Linked DNA regions of Homo sapiens: region 1 is linked to region 2. The links are chromatin contacts, found by Hi-C or POLR2A ChIA-PET in ENCODE. All regions are on one chromosome and are shown on one strand. Each heading gives the region's core, a stretch centred on a gene start or an enhancer-like site at or near the end of the contact. The rest is flanking DNA. Distances are from core to core; before and after follow the strand shown.

What was found. Hi-C counts contacts between places; a loop is a spot of excess contacts on that map. ChIA-PET counts read pairs that join two places held with the same protein, here RNA polymerase II (POLR2A). Pooled maps may share reads with other maps.
Region 1: a loop to region 2 is called in a map of heart left ventricle, with 2.2 times the contacts of the local background. The contact joins the promoter of THSD4-AS1 here to the enhancer-like site in region 2. A Hi-C loop is called at or near these places in 3 of 168 maps with a recorded cell type or tissue (Right ventricle myocardium inferior and heart left ventricle), 1 of 37 single-sample maps with no recorded cell type and 2 of 50 pooled maps. POLR2A ChIA-PET finds 5 or more read pairs at or near these places in 1 of 52 experiments (A673).

The regions. Positions count from the first base shown.
Region 1 is chr15:71,185,320-71,191,862 of GRCh38, reverse strand. It overlaps THSD4-AS1 (THSD4 antisense RNA 1), which reads left to right and starts at 2,804. Exons shown (of 3, transcript NR_120351.1): 1 at 2,804-3,047; 2 at 6,357-6,438. The region is part of intron 3 of THSD4 (thrombospondin type 1 domain containing 4); the gene reads right to left.
Region 2 is chr15:71,147,267-71,153,247 of GRCh38, reverse strand. The region is part of intron 2 of THSD4 (thrombospondin type 1 domain containing 4); the gene reads right to left. Among named protein-coding and RNA genes, the nearest start is that of CT62, 35 kb to the right of the region's middle. Within about 2 kb of position 3,132, at least 9 of the 41 ENCODE cell types and tissues checked have a DNase peak (open chromatin) inside an H3K27ac peak, as active enhancers do.

The sequences.
Region 1 (6,543 bases), core at 1,555-4,054, 39 kb before region 2:
TTGGGGTATCAGATATCACCAAGGATTTGGGCAAAAATATAGAGGAGGAAAAGAATGAAGAGACCCGGAGACCTGGGAGTAAACCGGTTCATGTGGGGCCGACTCATATGTGGAAGGGTAAAAGGAGATGAGATTGCAACAGTGGGCTGCGGCAAGGAGGGAACAACCAAGTACAGCACTGAAGAGTGAGAGCTCAGGGGCTCAGTATGAGCTTGAATTTCTGTTCCACCACTAGTCAGCCAAGGTTCCTATCCATCTCAAAGGCTGTCTCCTCAGAGATAAAACAGGGATGATAATAATCCTGCCTACTGATTCATAAGGTTGCTGTGAAGTTTAAGTAGAATAACAGATGTACTTAGCACTATGCCTGGCACGCAGCAAATAATTAACAGATGGGCAAAGGCACGAATGGCCAATGTGAGAGGCAGCACAAAGGAAAGGCAAACCAGACATGAACCGGATAACAGAGTTTAATGCGACCAACAGCCCAGGTCTAGGAGATCAGCATAAACACTGGTGCCCAGAAGAAAAATAGGGGAGTCCAGAGACAGGGCCAATTTGGTGGGCACAAGAAGTTCTACAGACACTGTTGGGAGACTGGGACTCAGAACATCAGTCAGACCTGTGCCATGGATCTGGGGAAGGGATCCCAGGGGAAGGACGGTGTGTAGAAAAGTGCTATGGGACAAAGATGGTGGCCCTGGGGAAATGCTCCCACTAAGGAGCAGGAGAAGGCAAAGAGGTTAGTAAAGGACACAGAGAAGGAATGGAGAGGAAGCAGAAAAATTACGTTCCCAGGAACAGAGAGAGTGATCAACAGAGTCGGATGATTCAGGGAGAACAAAGAGAAGAATTGCTGTTTAGGGTGTGTTGGTGACTTCCACAAAGAGCAATTTAGTAAAGCATGAGTGGCAGCCATGAAGGGGGACGCGAGTCTAAATTTGGGAGGGCTGGCACTGAGCAGAGAGGAAAACCATGGGGCTGAGAGTTGGGGAGTCTCTGTGTGAAAACGTTTCCTCTCGATGGGACCTTCTGCATTCCAAAATTCACAAAAGGTAAGAAAGCGAGGGGAGTGACACCTTCTGCTGTTAGAGACGAATTTTTTGGGAACTGCTCCAGAAAAATGGTTCCTTTCTAGCTATTCTAGGACAGTGGCTACCACCCATTTCAGCCTCCTGTCAGGAAGCCTCTGAGACAAAAATGGTGTCAACAGGCCTTTGGCTGCTTCTCCTTTCTATTCTGTTTGTCAGAAAAATAAAGAGATGCATAGAAGAAAAGGGGATGCTCTGCAAGGGGAATCTTCAGCGACAGGACAGGAGTTAGCAACTAGTTTTAGAGTTTGCACAGCTTCTAGCAACCCCCTCAGTCCGATAGCTGTCAGCCCTAACCGTACCTTAGAATCACCTGTAATGCTCATAAAGCTGCTAGCAGCTGGAGCCCACCTCAGACATGGAAGGGAGCCCAATAGTCTGGTTTTCTTTTTGTTTTGAATTTCCTAGGTGATTCTAATGTGCAGCCAATGTCAAGAACCACTCCCCAGGGGGTTCCCTCTCATGAACAATTAAGGCACACGTTCCACAAACAAACAGAATTTTTCAATGACTGATTTTGGAAGTGTCGGTTAGAATGTCTAGCTTAGCAAACAATAAAAGGTTTGGCTTGTGAGCCAACACCATTTGATTGGTATGGGCAGGCTACAGAGAGATGAGAGGGACCTTGAGCCAGGACTCAGTTAAAAAGAGCACAGTGGTCAGTAAATGATGTCTACCCCAGGTTTCGAGGAAGGGGGGATGGCTCATATGTAGCCATCCCGGGTCTAGCTCTTCTAATCCTAGCATGCCCTCCACAAAATAGACTCAAACCATCTGAGCATGCAGAGTCCAGGAGCCTTCCACCCCAGCAGTGCGTGGGCGGGATGAGCATCAGCAGCCTCTCCCGCAGCAGTTCTGAGTATCCTCCTCAGAGTAGCAGTATGGAATGCAATGCTTAGGCCCACCAGAGGCCTCCTGCATCAGACACTCAAGGGGTGGAAGCCCAGAATCTGTGTTTTAACAATGGATACATACTGTGGTTGAAGAACTATTACTCTAGCGGACTTAAAAAAACAATGCACAGATTCTTAAGCTCCACCAGGAGCCACTAAAACAGAACATTTGGGGCACAGAGCCCAGAAACATGTATTTTTTTTTTTTTGAGACGGAGTCTTGCTCTGTCGCCCAGACTGGAGTGCAGTGGCGCGATCTCGGCTCACTGTAAGCTCCACCTCCCGGGTTCACGCCATTCTCCTGCCTCAGCCTCCCGAGTAGCTGGGACTGCAGGTGCCCGCCACTGCGCCTGGCTAATTTTTTGTATTTTTAGTAGAGACGGGGTTTCACTGTGTTAGCCAGGATGGTCTCGATCTCCTGACCTTGTGATCCACCTGCCTCGGCCTCCCAAAGTGCTGGGATTACAGGCGTGAGCCACCGCACCCAGCCAGAAACGTATTTTTTAAGCACCTGGTGCTGAAATGGTGCTAATGCACAGTCAGGCTTGAATACCACTGACCTAGTATTGCTCTCTGTTGGTTTCATTTCCTCAACAGCATTACTAGAAATAATCAAACTATTCATAGAGACCTGCTTGATGTAATTACCCTGGCAAGGTGCTCAACAATGCATATAGCTGGTCACCTCCAGCAGTTCTCCTACCCTCTCAGAAGCTTATTTTCTTCATCTGCAAAATGAAGATGCTCTGATCTCACGAGACTGGGTTGCTGTGGCAACCACGGAGTAAGAGCAGCTGGCTTAGGGTGTGTCCATATGTTGAGTACTCAATGATTCTAGTTGAAAGAAAGAAAAAAGGAAGGAAGAAAGGAGGAAGAGGCAGGCACAAGACAAAATGAATCTCTCCGCTGTGCACATGGAGCCTTAGCTCTGATTCCAGTTGAGCAAAATTATGAAGAAGATGATTCCCCATATGGATGACAGATAAACACCCTGTGGCGAGTCACTCACTCCCGAAAGGCCCTCTGAAGGATCGCGCATGTCCTGACTGCACAGCCTGCTCCTGTAAGTGTATCCTTTTGTTTTGTTCCTGTCAGAAATCATGCTACAATAATTATTTTAACTGATGTTAAAACAGCAAGCTCATGTCAACTCTTGGCTGGAGGCTTCTGGAAACCAAGACACCAGAACATCCATTTGCCTCACCCTGTCATGGGTGAAAATTTTTAATTTACCTAGGAAATCATGCAGGCCATGGGAGAGGGGCAGGCAGCATGGTGTGATGGTTTGGAGGCAGCTTCTGCAGGTCAGATCCTCTGTCTTCACTGGTGATGAGATGACCAGTCCTACGCCAGGACCAGTTGAATCCTCCTGTTCACCTTGGCTATTTCACACCAGTATCTCTATGGCTTCCTTCAGCCCCCAGGGTAAAGCACAAGTTCCTCACCTGCCTTTCAAGCCTTCCAGATCTGTCCCTCCCATCTCACAGCTCCTGCTCTCCTCTTCCCAGAGGAAGCTCCATCTAGGTGACCCTTTGAGAGTCATGGAATACACCCTTAACTCTCACGGCTCCCACACCTTCGCCAGCCTCTCTCCCCTTTTTTGAGTCATCATCATCCTTCGAAGCCAAGGCCAAGTCCTAGAATTAAATGAGCCTCCCCTATCACTCTCAGCCTCAATGGCTCCCTTCCTTCTGCAAACACCTAACTCCTCTACCTCCAATCTCTACCTTGTTTTGAAATTACCGTATTTACCTTCATCCTTTCCACCCCTTTTATCTTATGAACACTTGACAGACATGAGTAGGGCAACCTTGTAATTCATTGTCTAATCAGGATCACTTTTGAGAGTGAAAAGAGGCACTATTAATAATTGTATCAGGATAACAAGCATAAGCAATGATTGTCCCAGACAAAGCAGGATGTCTGGTTACCTTAAAATTAGTCCCGTCTTAAGTCTGTTTATATCCCTCTCAGCACCTGGGCCTTATAAACATGAGTTGATTCAGTGAAATGCTGGGAACCAAACTCGCTGTTGATGGAGGTTCAGGAAGATTAATCTGGCAGTGCTGTGTAGGGTAGATGAGAGCTAGAATAACAGCTCACAGTTATGAATAGAAATGAGTAAGTGACATGCTGCTTTTATTTCGTTCTCTATAGAAATGCAAATGCAGCTCAAGGGCTGATGTAAGGTAGAAACAAGCCTTGCATGAGAAATGCGGTTTGCATAGTTTAATACAATTTAATATCTACTCATGGTCAGCTACGCATCTGTCTCTAATTCCACAGCCACGGTCCTTTCAAAGTCACTGCCTTTGGATGTAAGTTTCTCAGAGAGAATGAGCCTTGTGTCCAATGCCTGGAAAGCAACAGCATTTGGCCACCAAGTTCCTCTTCATCCTCATCAAGCAGCTTTTCCTGTTTTGTTTTTAGCTCCAACCTTAGGACAATGGACAAGTCAATCAGTCCAGATTACCCTGCACCAGGGAAGAGAGGCACCTGACAGCTATACCCTTCACCAAGTCCACGGGGACAAAGGCACAAGAGTAATAGAAGCTGCAGGGAGAATGCAATTCTCATCAACCCTTGGGGTTGCCGCATTGTTTTTGCTCTGTTTTCCAGAAAGTCTTTAACGGAGGAGAAAGGGTGTGGAGGAAGGGAGGGCCTTGCCTATTAGCAGATATTTCAATGCAGTCATCACCCTCCCGCCATTCAATGTCAGGGATCAGCCCTTGCAAAGGAGCAGTCATTGGACAATGGGCACAATCAGGGCTCTGGGTTTTTCTGTCCTGCTGCACATTCGACCCGCCTTCCTCTGCTGAAAAGGCTGCTTTTCCACTAGGCATGCCCTATGTATGGAAAAAACTTCTACCTCTGGTTTGCTTTCGTTTGTACCCACCCACTGCAAACTAAAATTGCATGAAGCAGAGGCTAAGATGGTTTTCCTAGTACAACGAATATCTGCCAACTCTAAATAGAAAGACTTAGATCAATGATGACTAGTTAATTAAGCAAACTTGAGAAAGGGGACTATTCATTTATTCCTTACCTTTCACTGAGCAGTTTAGAGGCTTTCATTGGAAATATCATTAATCACCTGAAATGCCTTGCAATAATAACTGGTATCCCCATTTTACAGTTTATCATGTACTAGGCTCTGCGGTAGGTTCTGGGAATACAGACTTGAACCAGACATGCTTTCAGGCCATCTGCAGGACAAAGCAAATGTTACAGAAGTTAAGTGACTTGCTCAAGGCCCCTTGAAGTCCAGCTTGGAAGACTAAGAACTCAACATCCCTGTGGATCCTGCCAGCCCTGCCAGCTTTCCCAGAGACGCCCAGCTGTTGAGCTTAATCTCAGAGTCACTGGAACAACCACTTCAAGGTTGAATTCGTCACCCCAATCACATGGGAACATTATCTAATTAAGTGGCTCTGCCACTTGAGGGGCAAGGAGAGCTGAAGTCGGGTATTGGGAAACACAGGTTGCTCTTCCATGACAACAGGTCACACAGTTGAAATCCCAAAACCATGGGCAGGACCAGGTTGTGTAAATGAGGTTCAGCTGCCCTGGCTCCCACTGCCACCCTGGCACACAAAGGTCATCTCATCCATTTCCTCCATGTCTTTGTATTTGCTATTCCTCATCCCAGAATCATGGCCCCTTCCTTCTTCCCTGTGGATAATGCCTCTTTTCCCCCCATTGCATCTTACTTATTAATTACAAAATTGTCCCTGGATAATTCTTACTTTGCTTTTAAGATTCAGCTTAGAAATGTTGTCTTTGAGTCTCAATTTCTTCCTCTGTATAAAGGGGACAATAGTAGCTTCTACGACACAAAGTTGTTGCCAGGATTAAAAAATAGATAATGTGTAGAAAGCACAGTGCCCAACATACAGAAAGTGTTTAACAAACGTTGGTTGTCACTGTCATCATTGTCACTCTCCTCTGTGATCACAAACTCTGGCCAGACTTTAACCATTGCAGTGCACCTCCTGACTGCACTGCACTTGTTTATTCCTGTCTTCCCCATTAGGCTCCGGGCTCTTCCAGGGAGGGGTGGGTACATCACCAGCATATCTCCAGTGCCTGGCACACAGTAGGTGTTCAATAAACCTCCTGCATTATCTGAATCAACGAATAAATCCATACTAAACAATAAGCCCTCCTCCTGCGGGTCTGTATCTCTGTGACACGTCTTCCCTGTGAAAGGCACAGGAAGAAAATAAAGGAAGAGAACAGAATGTTCTCGATGCTACTCAGAAATATTCTCAAACAAAGATTCTACATAATTCATTTGTACTTTGACATTTTATGGCCTTCATTTTCTCTGAGTGCTTTCTACAGATATTGTTGTTATTTTTTTCACTCTAAGGACAATGCTCTCAAAGCCACGGTTGTAATAGAAATTGGAAAATCAAAGCAGATCCATGTGGCCTCAGCATAACGAAAACAAGGTAGGCCAAAGAGAAATCAGGTAATGCATGGATTTATGGTCCAAATCATAACCTGTTCACACAAACTACCAATGTCACAGGAGGAAAAAGACACCACACTTTCCA
Region 2 (5,981 bases), core at 1,883-4,382:
GTGCTGCATACAGCCCCTCCACTCCCCTATGGGGAAGGAAAAGTAGGAACTCTCCCCCAAGCCAAGCAAGAGGGACAACATTCAGAGCTTGATCCGGATGCCCTGGTATCTGGGGGTACAAGGATTGGTGCCTGATTCTCCTCTGAAAAACATCTAAAGGCCAAACCCTAGCTGGAGTATCCAGGAGGGAAGACTGGAGAGAGGGCTAGGGTGGGAACAGTCTGTATTTTTAGAGCCTGGAGGGGCAGGAGATGTTATGTTTTAGCACCATGGAAAGACATGGAACTTAGGTTATCTGGAAAGGACTCCACCAAAGATTTTCACCAGAATGAGGTGACCCCCCTCCTAGAAAGTAAATGTACAGCTTATACCCATGGAGTACGGGAGCTGGGGGTGCGGAGGTGGATCTTAAGGAGTCAGCCAGATTTGCACAGCCTGCACCAGGGCATGGCGCAGCAGGAGAGCCCAGTGAGGGGGAAATTCTCCAAAGTGCCCTGAGAGAGGAGAATCTGGAACTTGGACATCTGCCAACCAAGGACAGCAGCACCAGATTACAAGGAACACCAGTCCCGCTGGGAACGTCTTTGCCAGTTACCTCTCCTCTCCTCTGCTTCACCCTGGAGGAATTCACAATGGCAGTGAGTGGGCCGGGCAGGGAACTAGGAGTGTGAAGGAACCAACCAAGCCGCCTCTTCCCTACTACAGGGGTCTGAGGCTACAACAGGCCCAGCTTAGAGGAGAAAAGAAGCTTTTAACTGGATGAGAGATCAAAATGTTTACATCTGACTAGACTTTCCTTTTGTTGATTTTTATTTTTTTTTTTTTGGAGACAGAGTCTCGTTCTGTCTCCCAGGCTGGAGTGCAGTGGCTTGATCTCGGCTCACTGCAATCTCTGCCTCCCGGGCTCAAGTGATTCTCTTGCCTCAGCCTCCCCAGTAGCTGGAATTACAGGCAGCACTACCATGCCTGGCTAATTTTTATATTTTTAGTGGAGATGGGGTTTCACCATGTTGGCCAGGCTGGTCTCAAACTCCTGACCTCAGGTGATCCGCCCACTTCAGCCTCCCAAAGTGCTGGGATTACAGGCATGAGCCACCATGCACAGCCTAGACTTTCCTTTTAATATACTGTATTTGTAACAACATTCTTCCAAACAAGGGGTGTATTCGGGACAATAATATGAAATTAGTGGGGAGAAGAATAAAAGAGTTGAATTATAACTTGCTGAGGATCTAGAGCAGCACTGTCCAATAGAGTTTTCTATGATGACGGAAACATTCTCTGTCGGTACTGTCCAGTGCAGATACACAGATCTGTGCTATTCAAGACACAGGAAGCTAATGGTACAGGTCTAGATGGTGATGCTACTGATGTCCTGGATAACTTCGAAAATGATTCACCTTCTCACTCCCATCACACACAACTTCCTTTGGACTTTTTAATACTTGAAAATGAGCCTGTTCATTACACACAGAATGTACTGGAAATATTGCCCAAGATGTCTTCCAGCAATAGGGCAGGAGAATTAGAGACAGCGGGTTCCCAGACAGTGGTGGCAAAAGGACAGTAATCTTCTAGCTGTATCCCTGCTGGATCCAATTTGACCTCTAAATCAAGAACATGTGCATCACAACTCACAAGTCCATGCTCCATGGTTGCATGACCTTGGGCAAATCACCGTCTCTCTGTGCCTCAGTTTCCTCATCTGTAAAATGGGAATTGTATAACCTGTCCTCCTACCTCAAATGAGTTAATGTGCTTTCTTGCACCCAGGCCTAAAAATGTGAATCATTTGTAACACATTCTGGCACTGCTTACTCATTTAAAAAGAAAACCAGATTGGTGTGGTTTTGTTAAAAAAAAAAAAAGCTGCAGCTCCATAAACATGTTACACCTCAGTGCCTCAAAGCTCTTGGCACACACAGTAGCCACATATTTGTAAGGAGCAGTTTTGGATAATCACTGATCTGAGATTGCACTTTCATAGCATTCAGGGGGACTTGGGGCAGGAAAGGGAGTGAGATCACATCTAGGTTTTCCTCTGACTCCGAGGAACTGCATTCCAGGTTGCCTGGTCAATTCTACTCGTTCCCTCACTTCTTAAGGTCTCTGCCCAGAGGATCTTGTCTTCACAGGGCTTCCTTGACCCTACAAAAAACAGTGGTCCCTCTCCCAGCCCAGCCCTTTTCTCCATAGCATTTACCGTCTCACATACTATGTCTTTATTTAAATTTCTCTCTCTATCCAATGGAATGTAAGCTCCATGAGATCAGGGAGTTTGTTTTGTCACTACTTTATTCCCCAGCACCTAGCACAGTGGCTGCTATATAGTAGGAGCTTAATTCACTGAATTAAAGAATGATGCTTCACCATCTTGGTGACCCCTGAAATTTCAAGATTAAGTGAAAATACTGTGAATTAACATATTTGAAAATGTCCAAAGCCACTTCGGGAGCTTTTAAAATTTTCTTTTATGAGGGATTTATAAAAATCAGTTCTGCTTTTGAATTTCTATGTTACCCCTCTCCAAAAAACCATCCTTAGAAGATCACAAGATATGGCAGCAAAATGTTTGCTGGTGCCTCTTGTTACAAAAGTGCAACACAAATTACATTTAGATGTTCAAATGCTTCTTCTCTTCATTTACTGGGCCCTATTGAAGCTAAAATGCATAGGGGTACCCAACAAAATTCATTCTGGAGTAAACTCTGAGATATTAAATGGTCTCTGCTCTGAATGGAATAGAATAAATTCCCCCAGAGGGGCAATTATTCTTTGGGCTACAATAACAGCAGGCACAGCAATATATAACCCCAGGGGCCAGAGGAAACTCTGCCAAGGGCTGAAAGTTTCCCACCCCTGCTCAGCACACTCTGTTTTAGGATACCTCACCCTGCTTGCGCATACTTAGCTAATTGGTATCTGTAGCTGTGCCCACCTCTTTTCAAAACACCAACAATCTAGCCCAAATCCTTGTTCCTCCTGACCCAATTCAAAATTAATGTTTGGAGAATGAGAGAGCATGCATGTGTCTCTGTGTGTGCAACTCGTGTGTTATTTCACTTTGATAGTTTGCTTTGGCAAACCGCTCCCAGCTTGCAACGTTTTGACAGATTGAAGGCTACCAGGGCCTTTGGCAAACAAATCCCACACTCCTTTCCAAGTGGCGTGGGGGAAGCTACATTCCTACCAAGACTTTCCGATTCACCTTGCAGTTGAAATAACCTAACATTTCACACCAAACAAAAAAAAAAAGTTATGCCATCTACCCAGTGCTGTTCTAGGTTTTAAACACTCCATCATTTCATTTCCCCATGTAGAAAATAATGCTCATTGAAATTTGGTACAAGATTTACATCATGGAACTGGAGCTCTGGGCTTCTGTATTTGCCTTGGCCAATCCCACTCTCCACCCCCGCTACCATCTCAGCTGCAGTGAGGGTGGATACTGTCACAGCCCCTGTGTACCTCAAATTACCTCAATGAACTCAACACCACTTGGGCATATCAAGTAACAAAACAAGGAAAACAAGAAAAAAAAACTACTTCCTTTCTTCCTCAGTTAATACAACCCAAGAGATATTTTGGGAGCAACCAGATCACTAATAAAATTATATCGACCTTAGCAAAAGAGAGCCAAAATCTTAGCATTGAAGTGAAATCCTGCCTAGTGCACTCTGGAGATAACAAATGTTTGCTGGCCAGGCACAGTGGCTCACATCTGTAATCCCAGCACTTTGGGAGGCCGAGGCAGGCGGATCACTTGAGGTCACAAGTTCGAGACCAGCCTGGTCTCGAACACAGTGAAACCCCGTCTCTACTAAAAATACAAAAATTAGCTGGGCGTGGTGGTGTGTGCCTGTAATCCCAGCTACTCGTGAGGCTGAGGCAGGAGAATCGCTTGAACCCAGGAGGTGGAGTTTGCAGTGAGCCGTGATCACGCCATTGCCCTCCAGCCTGGGCAACACAGCGAGACTCCATCTCAAAAAAACAAAAATGTTTGCTAAGCATGCATTTCACTATGCTCAGCTCAGCCCTCTGCCTTCTTCTGACAACAGTTAAGTGCCTGTAGTCCCAGCTACTCAGGAGGCTGAGGCAAGAGAATGGCATGAACCCAGGAGGCGGAGCTTGCAGTGAGCTGAGATCGCACCACTGCACTCCAGCCTGGGTGATAGAGCAAGACTCCGTCTCAAAAAAAAAAAAAAAAAGTAAAGGCAGCAAGGAAGGGGGATGGGTTACCAATGACATTAGCCAACAAAGAGCTGATGGCTACCATTGATCTCAGCACTCACAAGTAGTACTTCATAACCATCCTATCAGACACTTTTATTATACCCATTTTGCAGGTGAGGAATTTGAGGCAAAGAGAGACTAAGTCATTTACCAAACAGCCACACATACCTACTAAGTGGCAAAGCCTGATTTCTAACACAGGCGGTCAGACCCTTGGCCTGGACTCTTAACCACTGTGCTGCGGGGCCTCATTAGGACACAACACATTTTTACAAAACAAGCATTTGCCATCTGATTACATCCACTTTCTTCCTCACTCTGTATGAGGTGGGGAAGCCTGGTGGCTTCACAGCCTCCTTTATTTTCTGCCACTGCTTGCAAGAATCATCAGAAACTAGGTGGACGCAATAAAGCTGCATTCATCCAGTCCCACCAGAGGATATTCTAAATTTCAAAATAAATGAAGCTGACCATATAAATCCCAAACTTAAAAAAAAAATGCATTCTATTTATTTTCTCTGTTTTCTTACACAAATTCATCTGAGCTTAAGAAACCTTTCTTAGATGGCTCAGAGGCACCAAGGTGAATATCAATCAATTTGTGCAGCCCAAGGTGGAGGTCTTCGGCGCACAGCAGCCTTCGGCTTGAGAACTCCAGACACCTAGGGCTTTCTGAATCTGGTTGGCACTTAGTTGTCTCCTTCCTGCTATCAGGTGTTGTTTACTGTACTGTCAGTGACCCTGTGTCCTCTTAACTGGGCTCCCTCTGGATCTGCCTTGGTCTTGGAAACATTCAGATAACTAAGCTGCAGCCAAACCAAGACCAACAGGCCCCGGGAAAAGGCCTGCCTGGCTCGCGCAGAGTGAAATATTTCCATTATAGAGCATGGACTTAAGGACACATATTTTAACTGCAAATTGGTTTTTATTGCTTGTTTCCAGGTTCTCAGGTCTTGCAGCCATTTGTATTTTCTCGACCAGTACTTCTGGCAATGTGAGGTGGTTTATCACAGTACAGCTTTTTTTTTTTTTTTTTTTTTTTTTTTGAGACAGAGTCTTGCTCTATCACCCAGGCTGAGTGCAGTGGCAAGATCACAGCTCACCACAGCCTCTATCTCCCAGGCTCAAGTGATCCTCCCACATCAGCCTCCTGAATAGCTGGGACCACAGGTGTATGCAACCACACCCAGTTAACTGTTCATTTGTTTGTTTCTGTAGAGACAGGGTTTCATCATGTTGCCCAGCCTAGCCTTGAACTCCTCGGCTCAAGTGAACTGCCTGCCTCGGCCTCCCAAAGTGCTGGGACTACAGTGAGCCACCTTTCTGGCCTACACAGCACAGCTTTTAAAGACACAACACGCTTTGGTAAATTTCCCTCCTCAGTGGCAGGTTTCTTGAAGAAATGGTTTCTGATACACCTTTGCAGCAAACAAAACAATCCGCATAATCTTGACCCATCCTCAAGACTAATAAATATCAACTGAATAAAAGAATGGAAGGATAGAATAAAGTGAAGGAAGAAAAGGAGAAAGAGAGGAGGGAGGAAATATCAGTCACTAAAGAACGTGTTGCTGTCCAGGGGTTTAAGATCAGCCTGGGCAAGATGGTGAGATCACATCTCTACAAAAAAATTTTTTTTAAAGTGAGCTGGGCCTGGTGGCACACACCTGTAGTCTCAGCTACTCAGGAGGCTGAGGTGGGAGGATCGTTTGAGCCCAGGCATTTGAGGTGGCAGTGAGCTATGACTG